3 separate regions of the Homo sapiens genome follow, and all the other regions are linked to region 2. Evidence: chromatin contacts called from ENCODE Hi-C or POLR2A ChIA-PET data. All regions are on one chromosome and are shown on one strand. Each heading gives the region's core, a stretch centred on a gene start or an enhancer-like site at or near the end of the contact. The rest is flanking DNA. Distances are from core to core; before and after follow the strand shown. Region 1 overlaps LOC102724289 (a long non-coding RNA gene). Region 2 has its middle 240 kb from the start of P2RY1. Region 3 has its middle 280 kb from the start of P2RY1.

Region 1 (4,570 bases), core at 1,929-4,428, 61 kb after region 2:
ACTCCTCTTCCAGCTAAATCCGAAATAGCATTAGAATATGATGAGCTTATAAATCAGTAATGGTCTGTAGATGTATCTTATTATTTCTTTTTCCTTTGGGGGTAGGTAATATTGTTTTTGTCTGTCCGTGCTTTGCTTAGAAGCCATCCAAGTCATCTACCCAAACCCAAGAAACATGATAGCAGAAAGCCCATTTAAGTAATTCTTATAAGTGATATCTTTAGAGTCTTCTTGAAAATATAAAAGGGAAATGAGAAACCACCACACAAATCTCAATGTTCAAATTTCAAGATCTTAATCTATTTTATTTATGGACTTGATTGGGAATAAAGAAAAGCTAGTCACCTTTTTTTCTTTTTCTTTTTCTTTTCTTTTCTTTTTTTTTTTTTTTTTTGAGACAGAGTCTCATTCTGTCTCCCAGGCTGGAGTGCAGTGGCGTGATCCCGGCTCACCACAGCCTCCACCTCCTGGGTTCAAGCGATTCTCTTGCCTCAGCCACCTGAGTAGCTGAGATTACAGGCATGCTCCACCATTCCTGGCTAATTTTTGTATTTTTAGTACAGACAGGGTTTCACCATGTTGTCTAGGCTGATCTGGAATGCCTGCGCTCAAGTGATCCGCCTGCCTTGGCCTCCCAAAGTGCTGGGATTACAGGCGTGAACCATCGTCCCCGGCCCCCAAAACTAGTCACTTTCTATTCACGCACAGGAAAACAACCTATTTCCAGTCAGATCTCTGGTTCTCATGTTGAAAGATGGCAGAAAGCAAAAGGAGGAGGAGCAATTTTGATAGCTAAATAAAACTCATTTATCACCAGTTTCTATATTTTTGTGTGTTTGATAGATTTTCGCCTTGTGTTACTTGTTTGTTTAAAAACTGATGAAAATCTTAAGAAATTTAAAAGGAATTTGTCATTACTTAAGGACAGCAGAAGGGTTTCTTTTTCTTGTTTTCCTCTCACCTCTTTATGAACTCAGTATTAGTTGATTCTCTATGTTAATAGCAATATAGACACTATAAATACAAATCTAGAGAAAATCCCAGACTTAATATTTGCTGAAATTGCCCAAGAAAATGAGACATCAATTCTACTAGTCTTGAATCTGCTTAAACTTTCTCATCTTTAAGGAAATATTAAGTTAAAGTATCAATTTGGAAAACTTGCAAAATAATTTGGGGCAGGGTGGCAGGGCTGGAGGGGTCAGTGGAAGTGTTAATGATGGACTCCCTGAGATGGAGTTGGCAGTGGCACTCTGCAAATCAATCCAGAGTCAGAAGGCTAATGTATGCACACGAGTCTATTAAGCTCTTCTCTATAACAGGCTCAGCATTTTCCTTTCCATTTTTCTACCTGGAAATACTGTTAGTCAGCTAATGCACCTTGCTACAAGAAGCAAGAAAGACTTTTGGGATTTGGAATATAATAATGCCTTTGGTATTGTACAGATTAATTTTCTTAGCATTTTGCCTAACGTAAACTGGCCTAATGCAAAAAGGTTAACTTCTTTTAAATATTATTTTCAAATCTTAATTTTCATTTCAATATTTTAATATATAGCAATATAATTTTAATAATCAATTTCCCATTCAAATCCAAAGGGAAAGGAATGCAAACGAAACAAATGCAGGGAATCATATCAGAACCAAAAGAAGTTAGATGGAATTTAAGGGCCTTCTACATACTTAGTAATAGTTAATTATTTTAGGGATTTCAAATTCTATCTTAATTCAGTAAAATTTTAAAATGAAATTTAAATGAAAACATTTCAATGAATAAAATTTAAATGAAAAATTTTAAGATGAGTCATTCTTTTTCTGAATATGTTCCTTTGGGTTTTAATTAGAATATAGCATATGCACAAGGTAACCATCTGGGATGAGCCCTGAGCAAAGTCAGAACTACATCAGGAAAAGGTGGTTTTCACATTTGCTGCCTTTTCCCATTATCATGCTTTCTGGTACTCCTATTTCATGCAAGTGTTATATAATCAAATATCTTCATTCTTGAATTAATTTGGGGGAAAATTTTAACTTTTTTTCTGGCTTTATTGAGGTAAGTTAACACAAACCGTATAAATTCAAGGTATACAATGTGATGGTTTGATATACATATACATTGTGAAATGTATCTAATTACAATTAATTACAATTAACTAATTGCTGTTAATTATCAGATTAATTAACACATTCATCACCTCACATAGTTAACATTTTGTATGCATGGCAAGGAAGGAATGAGGACACAAGTTCTATTCTCAGCAAATTTCAAGTAAACAATACGGTATTAGTAACTATATTCACCATGCTGTATGTTAGATCCCCAGGACTTACTCGTCTTGTAATTGAAAGTTCTGGATTAATGTATTTGAACATTAACTTGTAAATCATTTTTTTGAGAAAACCTAAAGTGTTCTAGAATGCTATATTTTAAAGAAGAATTCTCAAAGTTTATTTATTTATTTTTTAGCTTATTTTCTTTATGGCTGCCCCATAGCCAGCCCCCTAGCAACTGTCTGCTCTTCGGCCTGATGCAAAATGTCAGGTCACTTGCTGGGAACAGAGTTTGGAGGGCGGGGGTCTGGAAATGAATTTAGAGCCGTAGGATGCAGGTTCACATTTTCTCCTGGATCAGCTATGTTTCTCCAGGCTTCCGGGTACGGATCTTCAGGGAAGAAGTAGCTAGGCACTCCCAAGAAAGCTCTCAGTCTCTTCAACTTCCTCATTTCAGCTTCCCTGCACTCTGGAATTAAACTTTTGTGCAGCCAGGCTGTGAGAACTGATGCATAAATCATGAGATAGGGCTTTATTAGGGGGAGTAAAGAATTCTCTCACATGGAAAATGTTCACAAACAGATCCTCAACAGTTGTTTAGAATGCCTGAAATTTGTTATTAATATATATGTACCACTGAAGAGTTACAGTGAATGTCAATAGAAGAATATAATTTTGCACGTCTCCATTTTGTCACCGTATCTTCAGTGTTTCAAAATCCTTTGCTCCCTTCCAAAAAAGATTCTGGGATTTAGTAACATAATGATACTAAGTTACTTTCTACTTAAAAACATATTAAAGGTAGAACTGAAAGATATTTTACAAGCCAAGACAGAATCCCGGCTCTGGAGTTCTGTTACTCTTGTAACCATTGATAAAATCACTCGACCGGAAGCTGCTGCTTGGAGCTGCATTCTGCAGTGCTAATTTTAAGTGTTTGATGTTATCAGCTGTACCAGGGAAAACCAAAGCAACAATGAGTGTCAAGTCTTGGTAGACCAAAGAAAAAGTATGCCTAGACTATTTTGTGAAAATTCAGATATCTCTAATTACTGTAAATCCAGATTCATGTGCCAGCAAACATTTGTTGCTAAAATTGTTTAAAATTCACTTCCATCACCTTCTTCATGAAAGCAGAGACCAACTTGACTATCATTGTTTATGCTGCCCTTTGAAAACTTTTCTGTGATCAAAGATGACAAAAGCAATGCAACAGCCTACTTCTCTGGGAAAAGCTAGCCCCAGTGCCTAAGGGAAAACATTCACTAACTCTTTTCATATGAAAATCAGTCTTTGTTCAGAGAAGGAGGGGAACAAGCAGAGACTTTTACTGGGACAAGTAAATCAAGCCTTCAGCAACTCAAGGAACAAACATACAAGACAAGCTCAACTCCTCGTTAAGACCAAATTAGGACAACACTACAAGAAAATAAATTGTTTTATCTGGTTGTGGTGCTTTGGGGATAGTTAATTGACTACTCAAATAACAACTTTGATAGTATATGAACTGTGACTGTGTTAGTAGGTTTTAATTAGCAGGAACTTTTTGTAAATTGGACAAAAACTTTTTTTATTATGACTAGGAAAACTGCTGTTTTCTATTTTTGTTTTGCTCTTTTAAGTGATACCGAACTTTAGTTAATCCCTCAGTCCTAAATTATGGCTGTTGCGAATGAGGGCTATAATAGTTATCCCATTTTATTTTAAATTTTGTATTAATGTTGATAGAGATGAAAGAAGAAAAATATTTGCACTCATGCTGAAATTGCAAAGGAACATGTGTGAATGACCTCTTGGATACTTGTTGCTTGGAAATGCGAGCAATAGTTTCTTTATTTTTATTTTATTTTAGTTTTTTGAGACATGGCCTTGCTCTGTCACCCAGGCTGGAGTGTAGTGGTATGATCAGGGCTCACTGCAGCCTCAACTTCCCTGGTTCAAGCAATCCTCCCACCTCATGCCTGGCTAATTAAAAAAATTTTTTTTTGTAAAGACACAGTCTTGCCATGTTGCCCAGACTGGTCTCGAAGGCCTGGGCTCAAGCGATCCTTCTGCCTCTGTCTGGAAAGCAGTAGTTTCTATGCAGTGACACCTATACTACTAACTATAATTGAACTTAACCTAGAAAAGCATTTTGCATGTTTAGCTTTTAAGTGTGTTTGACAGAAAAGGAGAAAGGAACCTGAAATAAGAAATAATCTAGTGATAAAATTGTTGATGTTCTCCTTCACTGTAATCCATTCCAAATATAGTTTATTTTGCTACAGAGCATGTTCTGTAATGTAAATGGAAATAAGAT
Region 2 (4,302 bases), core at 1,403-3,902:
GGGAAGGAAATTAAGCTGACAGAGTGAATCAGTCAGGGTTTTTGTTGCAAGCAACAGAAATTTGGTTTATTTAAGCAGAATTATCATTTATTCCCAAGTGGGCCAGATAATTGGCTTGGAGACTTTCACCAAGAACCAAGTCCAACTTTGTATTGCCCAACATAAAGCCTAGTAGGGCTGGTCTTATAGAGACACTGATGTCACTGTTTCCAGGCACAGATTTTGAGGCTTATACTGCAGATACTCATAGTGCCAGATGCTGACTAGAGCTCTTGCCACCCTAACCCAAAGGATAGGTCTTTGCATCATCAGTTCTCAAATCCACATCCTCCAAGAGAGCATCTAATTGGCAAAACCAAAGACACATGCCTGTGTCCTCTCTTCAAGCAATTTTCCTAGACTTTTTATGGAAAGAGGTCACTGTTTTTTTTTTTTTTTTTTTTTTTTTTTTTTTTTTTTTATTATACTCTAAGTTTTAGGGTACATGTGCACATTGTGCAGGTTAGTTACATATGTATACATGTGCCATGCTGGTGCGCTGCACCCACTAATGTGTCATCTAGCATTAGGTATATCTCCCAATGCTATCCCTCCCCCCTCCCCCGACCCCACCACAGTCCCCAGAGTGTGATATTCCCCTTCCTGTGTCCATGTGATCTCATTGTTCAATTCCCACCTATGAGTGAGAATATGCGGTGTTTGGTTTTTTGTTCTTGCAATAGTTTACTGAGAATGATGGTTTCCAATTTCATCCATGTCCCTACAAAGGATATGAACTCATCATTTTTTATGGCTGCATAGTATTCCATGGTGTATATGTGCCACATTTTCTTCATCCAGTCTATCATTGTTGGACATTTGGGTTGGTTCCAAGTCTTTGCTATTGTGAATAGTGCCGCAATAAACATACGTGTGCATGTGTCTTTATAGCAGCATGATTTATACTCATTTGGGTATATACCCAGTAATGGGATGGCTGGGTCAAATGGTATTTCTAGTTCTAGATCCCTGAGGAATCGCCACACTGACTTCCACAATGGTTGAACTAGTTTACAGTCCCACCAACAGTGTAAAAGTGTTCCTATTTCTCCGCATCCTCTCCAGCACCTGTTGTTTCCTGACTTTTTAATGATTGCCATTCTAACTGGTGTGAGATGATATCTCATAGTGGTTTTGATTTGCATTTCTCTGATGGCCAGTGATGATGAGCATTTCTTCATGTGTTTTTTGGCTGCATAAATGTCTTCTTTTGAGAAGTGTCTGTTCATGTCCTTCGCCCACTTTTTGATGGGGTTGTTTGTTTTTTTCCCAAACAGCATGGTACTGGTACCAAAACAGAGATATAGATCAATGGAACAGAACAGAGCCCTCAGAAATAATGCCGCATATCTACAACTATCTGATCTTTGACAAACCTGAGAAAAACAAGCAATGGGGAAAGGATTCCCTATTTAATAAATGGTGCTGGGAAAACTGGCTAGCCATATGTAGAAAGCTGAAACTGGATCCCTTCCTTACACCTTATACAAAAATCAATTCAAGATGGATTAAAGATTTAAACGTTAAACCTAAAACCATAAAAACCCTAGAAGAAAACCTAGGCATTACCATTCAGGACATAGGCGTGGGCAAGGACTTCATGTCCAAAACACCAAAAGCAATGGCAACAAAAGACAAAATTGACAAATGGGATCTAATTAAACTAAAGAGCTTCTGCACAGCAAAAGAAACTACCATCAGAGTGAACAGGCAACCTACAACATGGGAGAAAATTTTCGCAACCTACTCATCTGACAAAGGGCTAATATCCAGAATCTACAATGAACTCAAACAAATTTACAAGAAGAGGTCACTGTTTCCCACCCACACTCATAAGGTAGAAAATTCCTTACACAAAAAAAGCAAGATGTATGCTGGGCATACAAAAAGAATGACACATGTTCATTATAAGAGAACAGAGTATATTTAGTGATAAATTAGCTTTGTGGTAAAAATATTTTACTATGAAAATGGTAACACAGACCAGGTACAGTGGCTTATGTTTGTAATTCCAGCACTTTGGGAGGCTGAGGTGGGGGGATTGCTTGATTCCAGGAGTTTGAGACCAGCTTGAGCAACACAGTGTGACCCTGTCTCTACAAAATTTTTACAAATTAGCTGGGTGTGGTGGCACACATGTGTAGTCCCAGCTACTCATCTACTCAGGAGGCTGAGGTGGAGGTGGGAGGATTGCTTGATCCCAGAGGGTTGAGGGTACAGTGAGCTAGGCTTATGGCACTGCACTCCAGCCTGGGTGACAAAGTGAGACCCTGTTTCAAATTATAATAATAATAATAAATTATTTAAAAAATACTAAGAGAAAGAAGAAAGAAAGAGAGAGAAAGAAAGAAAGAAAGAAAGAAAGAAAGAAAGAAAGAAAGAAAGAAAGAAAGAAAAGAGGTAATATAATTGATCTAGGGTTAAGTGAATAAAGTATAATATATTTCTCAGTTCTGATTATTCCAAGGAATCTTTTAGTCTGGTGTCAGGGAGAGAATGGAGACCACAAATCTCTTTCCTTTTCTTCATAGCAAGATGGAAGAAGCCAAAGATTCGAGCTCTTTCTCTCAAATGTAGCTTTTCAAACAGCAAGTCCTAAGTCTCAAGTTAGGAAGTGAAAGTGTCATAGCTCTCTGATGCTGGCTAAAATTTTACTTTAAGTTTCTTGTCCTTGAAGAGAAACAGGAAGCACATTTTCTTATCAGCCAAAGCAGAATGAGTTCTTTTAGCAAGGTCCCACCCCCTGAGAGTGAACTTTGCACTGCCCAAATATGTGCGTGGAGCTCATTTGTGCTCTAATTGAATCCTTTAAAGCAACACAGCTGGAAGACTCAGATCTCACTTCCTTGATATTCTACAGTCTGCAGTTCATTTTTGCCAAGCCAAAAAGTGACTTGTGGAGGGAAAAATAACCCTAACAACAACAACATTTAAAAAGAAACAAAACCAGAGGAACTATCTGACATTTTGGTGCATCAGTTTAGTCAGTATATTCCTGCTGCTCGGAATAATTTCTCTGGACCTAGAACTCAACTTCTTCTTAGATAATTTATAATCATGGAAACCATACAGATCCCTGAGGTCAGGGAGCCACAGCGAGACCACATCCTTTGTTTTCATTTCTCAGCTCCAAGTTAAGCTGCTTATTGTGCCTGGATCCAAGATGTACAAATCATCCAGAGTGGCTGGGTTGTGTAAGAATGTTTCAACTGGCATGATGCCTGCTCTATCAATACAAATGGCTTAACTATTTTCTGATAAACCAAAGAATCATCCTACATGGCTCTCCTGAAACTGTAACTGTCTCTGAGCTGGCAGAGGAAGACTTGCAAGGGTTTTGTGTTTGAGAATCATCTGCAGATTGAGTTTTACAGGAGCTGGTTCCCTTACTTTGACACCCTGGGAGCAACTTCATATAAAGAACAGATCAGCATCTGAATATGGAACAGTAGGTGTCAGGCCTCTGAGCCTAAGCTAAGCCATCATATCCCCCGTAACCTGCATGTACACATCCAGATGGCCAGTTCCTGCCTTAACTGATGACATTCCACCACAAAAGAAGTGAAAATGGCCTGTTCCTGGCTTAATGGATGACATTATCTTGTGAAATTCCTTCTCCTGGCTCATCCTGGCTCAAAAGCTCCCCTACTGAGCACCTTGTGACCCCCACTCCTGCCCACCAGAGAACAACCCCTTTGACTATAATTTTCCTTTACCTACCCAAATCTTATAAAACGGCCCCAACCCATCTCCCTTCGCTGACTCTCTTTTCGGACTCAGCCCGCCTGCACCCAGGTGAAATGAACAGCTTTATTGCTCACACAAAGCCTGTTTGGTGGTCTCTTCACACGGACGTGCATGAAATTTGGTGCCATGACTCGGATCGGGGGACCTCCCCTGGGAGATCAATCCCCTGTCCTCCTGCTCTTTGCTCCATGAGAAAGATCCACCTACGACCTCAGGTCCTCAGACCACCAGCCCAAGAAACATCTCACCAATTTCAAATCCAGTAAGCGGCCTCTTTTTACTCTCTTCTCCAACCTCCCTCTATCCCTCAACCTCTTTCTCCTTTCAATCTGGGCGCCACACTTCAATCTGTCCCTTCTCTTAATTTCAATTCCTTTCATTTTCTGGTAGAGACAAAGGAGACACATTTTATCCATGGACCCAAAACTCCGGCGCTGGTCACGGACTAGGAAGGCAGCCTTCCCTTGGTGTTTAATCACTGCAGGGATGCTTCTCTGATTATTCACCCACGTTTCA
Region 3 (4,514 bases), core at 732-3,231, 39 kb before region 2:
GGGTGGGTTCACACGCTGCCCTACTTCTCAGCTTTCTGTTTTCCTCACTGCCTTCTTGGCCTCTCGGTGACTCTTTCACCATGAACTACAATGATATTTACCGTACCATCTAGATGCTCTCTGTATGCCAAGAACTGGTGCTGGGAACATTTGAACCAGAGGACAAGGGAGAGAGAGGAGGAGGCCAGAGTGGCATAAAAATAGGAGATGAGGTGGGCTGGATTTTTCTCATCCTGATTGCCAAAGCCAATGCTTTGCCAGGACCTTGTTTCATTCTACAGAGTGGCAAGGCTCCAGCTGATTGCAGTCTAGCTGATACATGGGGCAAAGTCAAAAGTGGAAAAAAATAAAAAAGGGAGAAAAGAAAGAAATATAAAGTATAAAAGATGGACTAGGATAGACAAGGGCTCAGTCAGGGCATCCGCTGAGGCTCAGACTCAGAGCAGGCTGACCCAAAGAGGATGGACAGTCTCATGTGACGTTCCTGTGGCCAGGGACCATTCGTGAGGATAGGTTGCTTGCTGAAGAGTCTACTAATCTAGATGTCAATGGGAGTCTTCAGGATATGCATACCTACAGACTTCCCCCTATCTAGAGATTTATGTGTTCCACCGGGGGTAAACTGTCTGATAAACTGAGCTCCCCAAACCCACGTGAAGGAAGGCTAAAACGCTGTTAGGGAATACATGCCACACAAGCAACTGTTTATGTCCTCAGTTAATAACTAAACCTGAAAACATGTGTGTCACTCCTTGGGCAGTGAGGCATCTCTTCAAGGGTTGAACAAATAGGTCTTCCTTAGTATGCTGTGCCATGCACCCCCATTATCTTTTCAAATAATCAACGGGAGATTTATATCTGGCCACTATCTTCAATCTCAGCTTCAGTACCCAAAGGGGAAAATGTCTTGGAATTACAATGGGCATGCTGTTATAATTGGTATTGATCGGTTGATTTATTAATTTCTACTGCTTTTTAATACCATTGCTCTTAGACTATTATCAGCCAGTACAGAATTACTGCAATATTTTAACAACCCATAAATTTGCTAAACCTGACGTTCCCATGGGAGTATCAGTCTTGAAGGCATGTAATGGCTTTCTTGCTATTAGTTTCCCACTATTTTGTCTTTGACACAATTTCTTTTCTCTCCCAGGCACTGTAAATTGTTTTAAAATCTTGCTTGCTTCTGTGTCAATTGAATTCACACGAGAATGGTACTTATTAGCCAGAGCCTGATAATTGAATAATTAATATTTTGAGTGATTTCTGGTTATCGCCCAGGGTTTACTAGTAAGGAAGCCAGTCGGAAGAACAGTGATTTGACTAAAGACTTAGTGAAGATTTGCACTCTGACCCCTTGAGCAACATATGTTACTTGTGGCATGGGCAAACAGAACTGGACTCTGCTGAGGTAGGATTCAAAAGAAGGTTAGGATGTTCATTGATAAAGTCAAGTAGAGTAGAAGTCTCACTCTAGGTATCTGGGAGGAAGTATTTATTTATTTATTTATTTATTTATTTATGTAAATTAGTGAAATTTACCAAAGGACTTAGGGAGAATCATGGAAGCCAAATGCTGGAGTAAGAGCTATTAACGTCATTTAGTTAGAGTTCTAGATAACAATTTCCAGTATTAAGGTCCCCCCTACTAAGCCTAGCTAGGAGCTAAGTGACTATCTCCACTCTGGCCTGAAATTCTTGTTTTTACTCTCAGCCCAGCAGATTCCTTTCTGTGACCTGATGACATTCTGTACTGGGATGCAGCTTCTTTGTTTCTGGGCCTTTATGACTATTTACAGAGCCCTCAGCCTTCCCATCTGTAAATGCTCAAAGTTCACTCCAAGTGCAGTCTCTAGAGTCCTCTGTTCCTCTACAGTGTGCTTGGCTAAATGCTCTGCCTATTATTTTATTGTGAACCCCAGGAATGAAGTATTTTTTGTTGGCCTCCTGAAGTCCTCTTTAACCTGAGAGTTCACTGGGCACAGCCCTTTCCCTGCCTGGATTCTTGGCCTCTTCAGAGTTCTATCCTGCCAGCTAGATCTGCTCTCTCAGACACATACTCAAGATAGGAAGTGTTACCCAGTGACTCAGCTTCCTTTGGTAGTATGAGCAAGTTACTCACTAGGGTTTGACTTGAAGCACCCCCTCCCTATTTCAGGGAGACCTTGACATTTAGTTATATAACTACACATTCTACCAGCATTAACAGCCCAGCAAACTTATTATTACAGGTACAAGGAATATTAACTGCTGAACAGATTGTTTTTTGGCTCCAGATGAAAGATGTAATGTGGTAGTGATAGCTTATGAGGGGTTATTTGTGTCAACTGATAGGTCCTATAATTAGATACCTGAAAACAAACTCACTCTTGTGGCCAAATATTTTGAGAAATTAACCAATGTTGTCTCTCTCTATAATATTTTCTCTCAGATTTTCTGAATCTGCTTTCATTCTCAAGTGAGGTCTGTGGAAGGGCAAAAGGCCATGCTATCTGAGAAAAAGTCATTTCCTGCTTTTGGTTTTCAAAATGTTAAACCTTAGGGATTAAAAAACGTTTCTAATGAAAGTAAAATGGCTTAGTTAAAAAGAAGAAAAAGGAGGGAGAAGGATCTTTCATAGACTAGCAAGAGATAACCACTGTCGGGGAGAGGGAAGCAGAAAGGACTATGTCCAGTGATTCAGTCAGTTCAGGCTGCTATACAAAATTACCATAGACTGGGTGGCTTAGACAATACATACTGATTTCTCACATCTGAAGGCTGGGAAGCTGAGGATAAAGGTGTCAGCATATACACTGTCTAGTGAGGGCCCCTTCCTGATTTGCAGATGGCCATCTTCTCATTGTGTCCTCACATGGCAGAGAAGAGAGAGAGCAACTCTCTCATGTCTCTTCTTATAAGGGTACCAATCCCATTATGAGGTCTCCATTTTCATGACTTAATTACCTCCCAGAAGCCCTACTTCCTAATACCATCAAATTCAGGGTTAGAATGTCAACATATGAATTTCTGTGAGACACAAACATTTAGTCCATAGCATCCAATATACTGGGTGACCCTGGGGAGGCAGTAAAAAGAGTGGCTGCATGGTATACCTGCACCAGGAATCTCAAACACCTACTATGGTAAATTAAAGTCAGGTAATATAAACAGTTGAAAAGGGCCTGGTGTTAAAAAAAAAATCTTGCAATGATTATAACAATGTCAATATCAACTGGCTCCCTGCCTCAGCTTTGGGGAGATAATGAGGTTGGATGGGTCTGTAGCAAACAAGAGAGGTAAACAGGCACCCACTTCTCAGCTTTTGTGGTTGTTGACACATGAAGAGGTGGTCCATTATTGCTAGATATTCTTATTTTCAAGAGAAGGCAGAAATGTTGATATTTTTAGTGAACTCTCCTGACTTTTAAGAGTTGGCTTAAATGATTTTAAAACATAGAGTGAGCCAAACAAAACACATCTGCAGGCCAGATGTAGATTTTTATGCCAATGATTTGCAACCTTTAGTCAAGACAGGACCACAGGCCACTTCAGCAAAGATTCTTCTGAGGGTGGCACAGAAGCAGCAGAGGGCTTTGAAAGGGTTGGCCTGATGGAGTCATGCAGATAGGGGCCATAGTAACTTGCAAACTGATGACCAAGGACCAGAAGACACCTTCATTGCCAATGTTTTGGCCCCGTGGCCTAACTCTAGGGGTGAGCAAGAAGTAGGAATTCTAATACACAATTAGCTCTAAAGATAATTGTTTCACCAGCCACGCGGGATGAAGGTTGAACACAGACATTGATTTGGGTTATGGAGAAAAGGCTGTGATAATTTTTGCACACAAGAATTTGTGGACTGAGATTTACACTTGCTATGTCCAATGACTTGTCAAACACTGCAAACAATTCCTCGGTGAGCACAACATGACTTCCAGCACCCCACCTATCAGGTATTCTCTGCATTTCTTTAATATTCAAGCCATCTAATGAGCTGGGTACTATGCTGTGAACTTTGTTATAGAGGAAGGGATTCTATTCCATGGAGAATCTAAACAGATAGTTGCCATACATTTTTTAGCAGTTTTATTGAGGTCTAATTATTATTTTTTTTTTTTTTGAGACAGAGTGTCGCTCTGTCACCCAGGCTGGAGTGCAGTGGCATGATCTTGGCTCACCACAAGCTCCACCTCCTGGTGAGAGGTGACAACATGCTGGCGGCCCTAGCTCGCTCTCAGCGCCTCCTCGGCCTTGGCGTCCACTCTGGCCATGCTCGGGGAGCCCTTCAGTCTGCCACTGCACTGTGGGGTGGCCAAGGCCGGAGCTGACTCCCTCAGCTTGCGTGGAGGTGTGGAGGGAGAGGTGCGGGCGGGAACTGGGGCTGCGCGTGGCAATTGCGGGCCAGCACAAGTTCCAGGTGGGTGTGGGCTCGGCGGGCCCACACTGGGAGCAGCCAGCCAGCACCACCGGCCCTGGATAGTGAGGGGCTTAGCATCTGGGCCAGCAGCTGCGGAGGGTGTGCCGGGTCC

The links. A loop is a pair of places that touch in the nucleus more often than their neighbours do. ChIA-PET counts read pairs that join two places held with the same protein, here RNA polymerase II (POLR2A). Pooled maps may share reads with other maps.
Region 1: a loop to region 2 is called in a pooled map, with 2.3 times the contacts of the local background. The contact joins two enhancer-like sites. A Hi-C loop is called at or near these places in 3 of 168 maps with a recorded cell type or tissue (dorsolateral prefrontal cortex and heart right ventricle) and 4 of 50 pooled maps. POLR2A ChIA-PET finds 5 or more read pairs at or near these places in 1 of 52 experiments (activated CD4-positive, alpha-beta T cell).
Region 3: a map of heart left ventricle shows a loop between it and region 2 (5-fold over the local background). The contact joins two enhancer-like sites. A Hi-C loop is called at or near these places in 1 of 168 maps with a recorded cell type or tissue (heart left ventricle), 2 of 37 single-sample maps with no recorded cell type and 1 of 50 pooled maps.

What each region holds. Positions count from the first base shown.
Region 1 is chr3:152,653,711-152,658,280 of GRCh38, forward strand. The region is part of intron 2 of LOC102724289 (a long non-coding RNA gene); the gene reads left to right. Among named protein-coding and RNA genes, the nearest start is that of P2RY1, 180 kb to the right of the region's middle. Within about 2 kb of position 3,179, at least 3 of the 41 ENCODE cell types and tissues checked have a DNase peak (open chromatin) inside an H3K27ac peak, as active enhancers do.
Region 2 is chr3:152,593,524-152,597,825 of GRCh38, forward strand. No RefSeq gene overlaps it. Among named protein-coding and RNA genes, the nearest start is that of P2RY1, 240 kb to the right of the region's middle. RefSeq lists enhancers at 2,850-2,949, 3,313-3,983. Within about 2 kb of position 2,653, at least 18 of the 41 ENCODE cell types and tissues checked have a DNase peak (open chromatin) inside an H3K27ac peak, as active enhancers do.
Region 3 is chr3:152,555,095-152,559,608 of GRCh38, forward strand. No RefSeq gene overlaps it. Among named protein-coding and RNA genes, the nearest start is that of P2RY1, 280 kb to the right of the region's middle. Within about 2 kb of position 1,982, at least 6 of the 41 ENCODE cell types and tissues checked have a DNase peak (open chromatin) inside an H3K27ac peak, as active enhancers do.